2 separate regions of the Homo sapiens genome follow, and region 1 is linked to region 2. The links are chromatin contacts, found by Hi-C or POLR2A ChIA-PET in ENCODE. All regions are on one chromosome and are shown on one strand. The core of a region is the stretch at or near the end of the contact, and the rest is flanking DNA. Distances in the headings are between cores, read along the strand shown.

What was found. A loop is a pair of places that touch in the nucleus more often than their neighbours do. ChIA-PET counts read pairs that join two places held with the same protein, here RNA polymerase II (POLR2A).
Region 1: a map of sigmoid colon shows a loop between it and region 2 (2.1-fold over the local background). The contact joins the enhancer-like site here to the promoter of ZACN in region 2. A Hi-C loop is called at or near these places in 1 of 168 maps with a recorded cell type or tissue (sigmoid colon). POLR2A ChIA-PET finds 5 or more read pairs at or near these places in 2 of 52 experiments (activated CD4-positive, alpha-beta T cell and activated T-cell).

The regions. Positions count from the first base shown.
Region 1 is chr17:75,823,572-75,828,985 of GRCh38, reverse strand. It overlaps UNC13D (unc-13 homolog D), which reads left to right. Exons shown (of 32, transcript NM_199242.3): 31 at 3-199; 32 at 900-1,761. The coding sequence ends at 1,021. UNK (unk zinc finger) reads right to left here. Exons shown (of 16, transcript NM_001080419.3): 16 at 3,187-4,724. The coding sequence ends at 4,569. Among named protein-coding and RNA genes, the nearest start is that of UNC13D, 18 kb to the left of the region's middle. Within about 2 kb of position 1,250, at least 31 of the 41 ENCODE cell types and tissues checked have a DNase peak (open chromatin) inside an H3K27ac peak, as active enhancers do; they include sigmoid colon, where a contact is called at or near this core.
Region 2 is chr17:76,077,531-76,080,431 of GRCh38, reverse strand. It overlaps ZACN (zinc activated ion channel), which reads right to left and starts at 1,250. Exons shown (of 9, transcript NM_180990.4): 1 at 1,071-1,250; 2 at 869-993; 3 at 686-730; 4 at 438-544; 5 at 8-177. The coding sequence starts at 1,167. GALR2 (galanin receptor 2) reads right to left here. Exons shown (of 2, transcript NM_003857.4): 2 at 2,895-2,901. RefSeq lists enhancers at 1-418, 538-587, 419-1,416.

The sequences.
Region 1 (5,414 bases), core at 1-2,500, 250 kb after region 2:
AGCCTGGTGCCTGCTGAGCCGTGCCGCAAGGCTGGGGCATGCCTCCTGCTCACCGTGCTGGACTACGACACGCTGGGGGCCGACGACCTGGAAGGCGAGGCCTTCCTGCCGCTGCGTGAGGTGCCCGGGCTGAGTGGCTCTGAGGAGCCTGGTGAGGTGCCTCAGACCCGCCTGCCCCTCACGTACCCCGCACCCAACGGTAGGCCTGAGCCCAGGGCAGGGTGGTGCGGGGACGGGAGCCTGTAAAGCTCAGGCAGGGGCCCCAGAGAGGTGATGCCAGGGTCGGAGAACAGCTTCCCTGGAGACGGGAGCCAGTGGGACAGCCACGGCCCATCTCTCGGTCTAATCAAGAGACCAGTGAACTTTAAGCTAAGTGTAACGTGACTCTCCTTGCATGGGGAAGTCACCAAGAAGTTTAACTGGGGAGAAGGGCCTGGATCTCACTCGGCGGGGCCGCTTCCCTGCAGAGCATTTTTGATACCAGCAACGGTCTGATGCTTGTGCACTTATTATGAGCAAGTGCTAAGCACTTTATGCATTCCAGCCAACGAAGCAGATATTAGCACTCTTTTACAGATGAGTAAACCGAGGCATGAAAAGGTTAACTTGCTAGCTTTAGGTTCTCGTATAAAAAGGTAATAGTCAAACCTCAGGCACATCTCAGCCCCTCGCTGCAGTCAGGACAGTGTCCCAGCAGCACTCTGTCTGTTACGCGACCCGACCGGATGCGTCTGTCAGACCACCTCCTGGGCTGGGCTGGCGCGGGTCTGTCACTTGTTTCCTTCCAGGTTGTTGGGGAGATGGAGCAGTGTTGTGTACCCCCCCACACACTCTTCTCTGCCACCACCAGGCACTGCCCTCTCCCCTGGCATCTGACCCCCAAACCCCTCTCTCCGCAGGGGACCCAATCCTGCAGCTGCTGGAGGGCCGGAAGGGTGACCGAGAAGCCCAGGTCTTTGTGAGGCTGCGGCGGCACCGGGCCAAGCAGGCCTCCCAGCATGCCTTGCGGCCGGCACCGTAGCCGTAGAGGTTTGCGGTGGGGCTGGGTCCCCGGTGGGGACTTGCAAGGGCTTTCCTGTAGGGTCTGGGGCTTCCCCGCCACATCGCGGCCCTCCAGCCTGGCCTAACACTTGGGGAGCCCCAGCATGCGGAGTGCCCAGAGTGCAGACCTCCCCTGCCTCCCATGGTGATGGGGGCTCAGCAGCGACATCTCTACTCCCGCCTCCCTGCCTCCAGCCCTGGCTGCAATGTCTCTACCACATCCCAGCACCAGGGGGAGCAAACCCTGCCCCTGCCCGCCTCTCAGAAAAGCTGCTGTGGTGGGCAGGGGATTGGGCCATCTGTCTCCTGGCCCTGGCCCATCTGCCTCCTGGCCTTCCTGTTCCAGCCACTGGGGTGGGGGCCAGGTTCACTGGGACCAGGGCTACAGGCACAGAGTCTCCTGGAAAAGGGAGAGGGGACCCTGCCAAAGATGAGGCTCCAGCTGCCCTGGGGGGAGGGTGGTGGCCATTACTAGAGGGGGCCTGGGTCCTCTCCCCAGGGGCTGCCAGCATCCAGGCCAGGAAGCCTGGAGCCAAGAACCTTCTGGCTCTGAGGGAGCAAGAGCTGGCAGGCGGCAGGGCTGGCACAGACAGACGGAAGCAGAAAGGACAGTTTGGCTGCTGTGTCTGCTGCGCACGCCCCCTCCCCGGACAGCACCTGCCACCTAGAAACTTTCTTAGCAAAAAAATTAATAAAAACAAATCCATTGTCCTCTTAAAATATGCCTTTGGCCTACAGTGGGGCCTGGAATGCGAGCCAGGCCGGGTAGCTTCCTCCCCAGCCCTCAGGGGACTTTGAGCTACCGCCACCTTGGGGTAGCTACAAAGCAGGGGGGTAGGTGTGGAAATAACTGAGGCAGAGGCAGGGCTAGGGTGATTTTTGGCCGTGGGCTTTGAATAAATTGCTTTACCAGGCATACCAGTTCCTGTGGTGACACCCAGGACAGGGACCCGTTCCTCGGGGGAGCACAGTGAGCAGGGGCCTCCCAGGGGTGCAGGTTGAGGCTGAGGGGCTGCTCTTGAGACAGTAGGGCGTAGAGGAGCTGGGTCCCTCCCCTGCCTGGGGGGTGTCAGAACCTGAGGCCTGGTCATCACGTCATCCTAGCTGTGTGACCCTGGTTCCATGTCGGAACCTCTGAGTCTGCACAAAATGAGGACAGGAGTCGAGGTTAGCTGAGATGACATCCAAGGCCCGAGACCATGCAAAGAGGATCCCACCAGGGTGTTTTCTCACCCCCCACCGCACAGCCTAGTTGAGGAGGTGGGAGGGAGGACGTACCTCTTAGGCCTCAGCCCCTCATCCCTCAGGGGCAGGGTAGGGTGAAGAAGGCAGAAGGCAGGACTTCCTCTGGGTCCTACCAGCAAATCATCCCAATGGGAAGGCACTGGGTTTTTTGTTTTTGTGATGGAGTCTCACTCTGTCGCCCAGCTGGAGTGCAATGGGGCAATCTCAGCTCACTGCAACCTCTGCGTCCCGGGTTCAAAGGATCCTCCTGCCTCAGCCTCCTGAGTAGCTGGAACTACAGGCATGTGCCACCACACCTGGCTAATTTTTGTATTTTTTTTTTTTTTAGTAGAGACGGGGTTTCACCATTTTGGCCAGGCTGGTCTCGAACTCCTGACCTCAAGTGATCTGCCCGCCTCGGCCTGTTTTTGTTTTTGAGATGGGATCTCACTCTGTCACCCAAGCTGGAGGCAGCTGTGCAATCATGGCTCACTGCCGCCTCGACCTCCTGGGCTCAAGTGATCCTCCCACCTCAGCCTCCCTAGTAGCTGGGACCACAGGCATGCGCCACCATGCCCAGTTGGGAAGACACTGTTCCTCTGAGAAACAGTTACGGGCCCTATTGCCAGTCACCGCTGACCACACAGCCCTAAAGAGTCCTAGGGCCTGGGGGGCCTCTGTGTCCAAGGCTAAGGGTCCCTGTGTCATCAACCGCTAGGCCTAGGTCGGAGAGCACTTGAACTGTCTTGGGGCCTGATGGGCCCAGGAAGTTTCCAGCCCTCTCCAGCTGCCTTACCACAGCTCAGGGGTGTGGGCAGCAGCCGTTTCCATGGCTGAGGCAAGGCTCCTGGCCCACCTCATAGTTCAGAGGCCCTCTTTTGGGACCCACTCCCCCTCACCCCCATGTAAACAAGCTACCACTGCAAGTTCATATTTTATTTCCAATAGGTTTGGAGCTTTGTTGATTTTTGCATTTTTGTAAAAAAGGAAAAAGTTTTCACTTAATTCATTGAAAGCCCTTTCGTGCTGAGCCCAAGGGGGAGCCTGGGCCAGGACCAGACCCTCTCAGCCCTCTTGTTCCTACCGCAGACACCCGGTGCTGGGGGTGCGGCTGCTCCCCTCCGCCCACTCTGCCCTCCCGCCCCTGCTGCATCTCTCTCTGTACAGAACAATTTTTAAAATGGAAGCTAAGACACAATATACACTGGACAGGCACACACACACGCACACAGGCGTCCGCCCAGAACAGGGCGGGACACCAGCTGCACTCAGAGAGCACCAAGGAATGCAAACGGAGCCCCTCCGGGTAGGAGGGCAGGGCCTGGGCCCCCTTGGTCCTCAGTCCTCAGTCCGCACTCCTCCCCGCCAATTGCCCTGCTAGCTGCCAGAGAGGGGAGGGGGCAGGGAGAGCTGGGGGCAGCTGGTTGGGGGCGGTGGTCATAGAATGAGTACCAGCCTGGTAGGCGGCCCTGGGGCCAGGGAGGCTCTTGTGGGGAGTCCGGGGAGGGGCGGCGGGGGGAAGGACTGAGGGTGGACCCTCAGGAACCTGAGGGCTGGAACTCCTGGGCCTTGCCCCTCAAGGAGCTTCAAGGGCCCAGGTGTCAGGAGTGGGGCTGGCCCTGCAGCACTGGCCTCCAGCCCTTGCTGTTCTCCCCAAGACTAAATTAACATTTGGTAAACTTAGGAGCTAAGCCAGCTGAGACCCCCAGCACTCCCCCTCGGGCCTCCCTGAGGCCCTCACAGCTGGGGGCCAGGCCTGCTCTGGGGGACCCACGTCTTCCACACTCCACCCTTGCCCTGGCAAGGAGGTAGGGGGAGCAGGGCCTGCCCTGAGGGCTTCTCCCTTCCCCTTAGTGCCTTCCAGTCCCACCCTTCCCTGCTCAGGCCCCAGGAAGAAGTTAAAAATAGTTAGTTCCTACATTAAAAAAGAGACAGAACCAGATTCTCTGCCAAAAGGCCAGTGGGAGAAGAGGGGATGTCATCTCTGCAGTGGGAAGGGCAGGGAGTGGGTAGGGGAGGACTGCAAAATAGTTTCTTCTTTTAAAAAGTGCTTGGTAAGTCTTTTAAAGTGTGTGTCTATATCTATGTACAGATATACACACAGACACTGTCCACACCACCACGCATACCTGCACACATACGGAAATGTATACATATACATACATACGGAAATGTATACATATACATAATCATATACATATACATACATACATACACATATATATATATATTCATATATATATATATACTTTAAAAAGTCCTAGGTGAGAAGATCTGGGCCAGGCTGGGCCAGGCCTGCAGGGTCACGACTGGAGGGTGTGGGCCCGGCCAGGCTGGCAGATGGGGCACTCGCTGCCCTCAGCGCAGAGCTCACACAGCGCAGCGTGTTGGCACGGCAGCACTGCCCGCTTCTGTTCCTGACACTTAAGGCATTTCACCGACTGCATGTGGAACACGGCCTGCAGGGAAAGGGGCATCGTGGTCACCATCCATGGGTCTGGCCCCAAGTTGAGCGAGGAGTTCCCTTGATCCTCACTGCAGCCCCTTGGGATGGGAAAACTGAGGTACCGAGCTCAACAGTGTGCTCCCAGACCCCTGTTGGCAGGTGAGAGAGCAGGCTGAGTCCACCTCTGCATGGGGCATGGCCAGGCTGCCACAAGACCCACCCCTCAGAGAGGCTTCGCCCAGTCTCATTTGACCTTGTAATCCCCAGATGGGGAAAATGAGGCCCAGAAAGGGCTGGGACATGCCCAGGGCCACACCCGGGGGCTTGGCTGCCCGAGAACAGAGGAAAGACAGCTCTTCCCACCATGCCACGTTGGCCCCGGGGACCCAGCAGGAGACCTGGGAAGGCAGGGGTAGCCCTGGGGTCCTGGGCCTCACTGGAAGGCCCGCTGCTCCATGGAGGGTGTACAGGAGGACGCATTTGGGGCCCAGGCATTTGTGAGAAGCTTGGTCAGGGCCGCCCTCAGGGGTGCTGGGGGTGGCACCGACACCCCTCACCCCCAGCCTTTTCACCTTCCCCAGTGCACTCTCCTCACCCATTCCCAGCAGGCCGGCCTTTTGAGTGCTGGCCCAGTGCTGGGCAGAGGCTCTCAGGAGGGTGGCCATCCCTGGAGCAGCCTGGACCAGGTCAGAGTCCAAGAGCT
Region 2 (2,901 bases), core at 1-2,500:
TCAGCACCCGTGTTGCTGAGAGCGTAGAAGCTGAGGCTGCAGTTGCTGTGGTCCCGGGGGAAGTGGAGGAGCTCAAAGTTGCAGTTGGTCTCCGTGGCGAGGGCCAGGTTGAGCTTCACGTGGCCGTCCTGGTCTACTCGAGCCTGGGGGCTCTGGTCCCTCCAGTCCACCCAGAGCCTGTGGGGAAAGGCACCACAGCCAGAGCCCCAGCCCCTTCTTGGACGGGGCCGGGGGGAGACCCTGGCATCCCAACCCCAACCCCAGCTGCTTTCAGAGTTCTGGCAGTGGGAGGGGAATTCGAGGCAGTGAAGGTGCACTGCTAGTCCGGCGGGGACCGCCAGGAGGGTCATATTCACTCAGACAGCCTCTAGGTTGTAGATGGGGGAAAAGGAGGGCTATGCATGGCAGATTCCTGGGGCAGGAACTGTCTCACTTACGCCTCCAGGATGGTGAGCCTTGGTGTCCAGAGAGACTCCCAGGGCAGCGTGATGGCGTGCCGCGGGTGTGCACTAGTGTTCCAGGCCAGGCGAGTGTCCAGCCAGGACTGGGGACACAAGGGCACCACTGAGGCTCCTGCTCTCCACATATCCATGCCCCTAAGCTCAGCATGTTGATGAAGGCTGGTAGTTCTGAGCTGGACTCAGCTGGGCTTTCCCATCCCACCTCCCCAGGCATAGGAGCTCACCAGCCTAAGCAGCAGCATGGAGGACATTGTGTATCGCAGGATGTCCTGGGGGAAGGGCAATGCATCACCTCAGGGTGAGCGCTGTGTTGAAAGAACGCAGCAGGAGACCCCAGCACTATCCAGGGCTGAGTCCTGTTCCCTGCCCAGCTCAGCACTTGGGGCCCTTGGCCTAGAGGCACTTACCACATTAAACACGTTGGAGACAAACACCCGCACATCCACGAGCAGGGGCGCACTCCCATTGTTCGGGATCTGGATGCTTTCCTGAACCTTCTTGGACAAGTTGACGTTGAAGAGGGATGGCCAGACTGAGAGAGAAAAGTCAAGGTCACTCAGGTGCCCTAGGGCCCAAGTCCCAAAGCTTATGACCTTGCCCTCCACCTACTGGCTGCTGTCCCTTGGAAGCCCTGCCCGTGGACCAACAGCAAGGTAATGCTGAACCCCAGGAAGGTGAGATGGAGCAGGGACCATAGGGCCATCATCGGCTGCACGGAGGGACTGGAGGGAGCAGCGGTGCCTAAGCTACAACCTCTATTCCAGTCACTTCTCTGGCAGCTGAGCAATTAGCCAGAGGCAGCTGCTCTGGGCAAGGACTCTGGGGCCGTGCACTTGGCAGCCCCTGCCCCAGTTCCGCAAACGCTCAAAGATAAAGCCCAGGACCCAGCCCCGCCCACACTGCACCTGCCTTGGTGTCCCTGTCCCGCTCCATTTCCACCACCTGGAACCCGTTGAGACGCTCAATGCCTGCCCAGGGGGACCTGGCAGGTGTAGGACCTCTACCTCTCCCTGACTTTGTACTTCCAATCAGGGCCCACGAGTGTCCCCTGCATTTCGGTGGCTGACACCAGCCTACCTAAGACCCAAACCTTTGGGCAGAGTGTTCTGTGCTTAACGATGTGAGATGGGGACAGCCTTGAGAGTCTCCTTGCTCTCCTTAAACACTGAAGTGATTTTGTGTAAAGAGCCTTGGCTCAAGAACCCTGGATGTGGTGGCTCATGCCTGTAATCTCAGCACTTTGGGAGACCAAGGAGGGCAGACTGCTTGAGCCCAGGGGTTTGAGACCAGAGTAACATAGGGAGACTCTGTCTCTATCAAAAACACAAGAGTTAGCTGGGCGTGGTGGCATGCACCTGTAGTCCCAGCTACTCAGGAGGCTGAAGCTGGATCACTTGAGCCCAGGAAGTGGAGGTTGCAGTGAGCCGAGATTGCAACACTGCACTCCAGTCTGAGCGACAGAGCGAGATTCTGCCTTCCACCCCACTTCCCCCCAACAACAACAACAAAAAGAACAAAAGAACTCTGGTAATCCCAGCACTTTGGGAAGCTGAGGTCAGGAGTTTGAGACCAGCCTGGCCAATATGGTGAAACCCCGTATCTACTAAAAATACAGAAATTAGCCGTATTAGCGTCCATGGTGGTCGACGCCTGTAAGCTCAGCTACTCAGGAGGCTGAGGCAGGAGAATCACTTGAACCTGGGAGGCAGAGGTTGCGGTGAGCCAAGATTGTGCCATTGCATTCCAGCCTGGGCAACAAGAACAAAACTCCGTCTCAAAAGAAAAACAAACAACAACAACCAAAAAAAAAAAAAAAAAAAAAACAGAAGCAAAAAAAACCTCTGGGAAGGGAGTTTTACCTGACAACAGGTAAAGGCCAACTCATGAGCAAAGCCCTGGGACATTCTTGTCCTGAAGTGGATTCTCAGCTTGCGCCAGCCCAGCAGTGCTGTGCACCTGGAGCCCAACCTGCCAGGGAAAGACTTTCCTGCCCCCCCCCCCCCCGCCGGGGAGTGAAACAGCTGCTGGAGACTTGATCCTGGCCCAGATGTAGCCAGGGAAGGAAAAGCTAAGGCCAAAAATGGACGGGGACTGACTGGGCTGCCCAGACTCAAAGGGGCCCTGGGAGCTGAAAGCAGGCAAGGACAGACCTGTCACACACCAGAGCACAAATGCGGCTGGGAACACACATCTGTGTCTGTCATCAACCGACTTTATCGAACGCCTTAAACAATCTGCCTGCCTCTGTCGCACGCTCCCCAGACTCAGATTTTTATGCGGATTGTAACCCGGCTGCCTGAGGTGTGATCAGCCCTCTTTCCTGGTAGCTCTGCAAAGGGTCCTGCACTTACCCCTAGGGAGCCCCTCTGTGAAGCCCCAGAGGCTTCCTCCCAGAATCTCAAGACAATGAGAAACGCGAAACAGCGCTGTCACTGTGTGT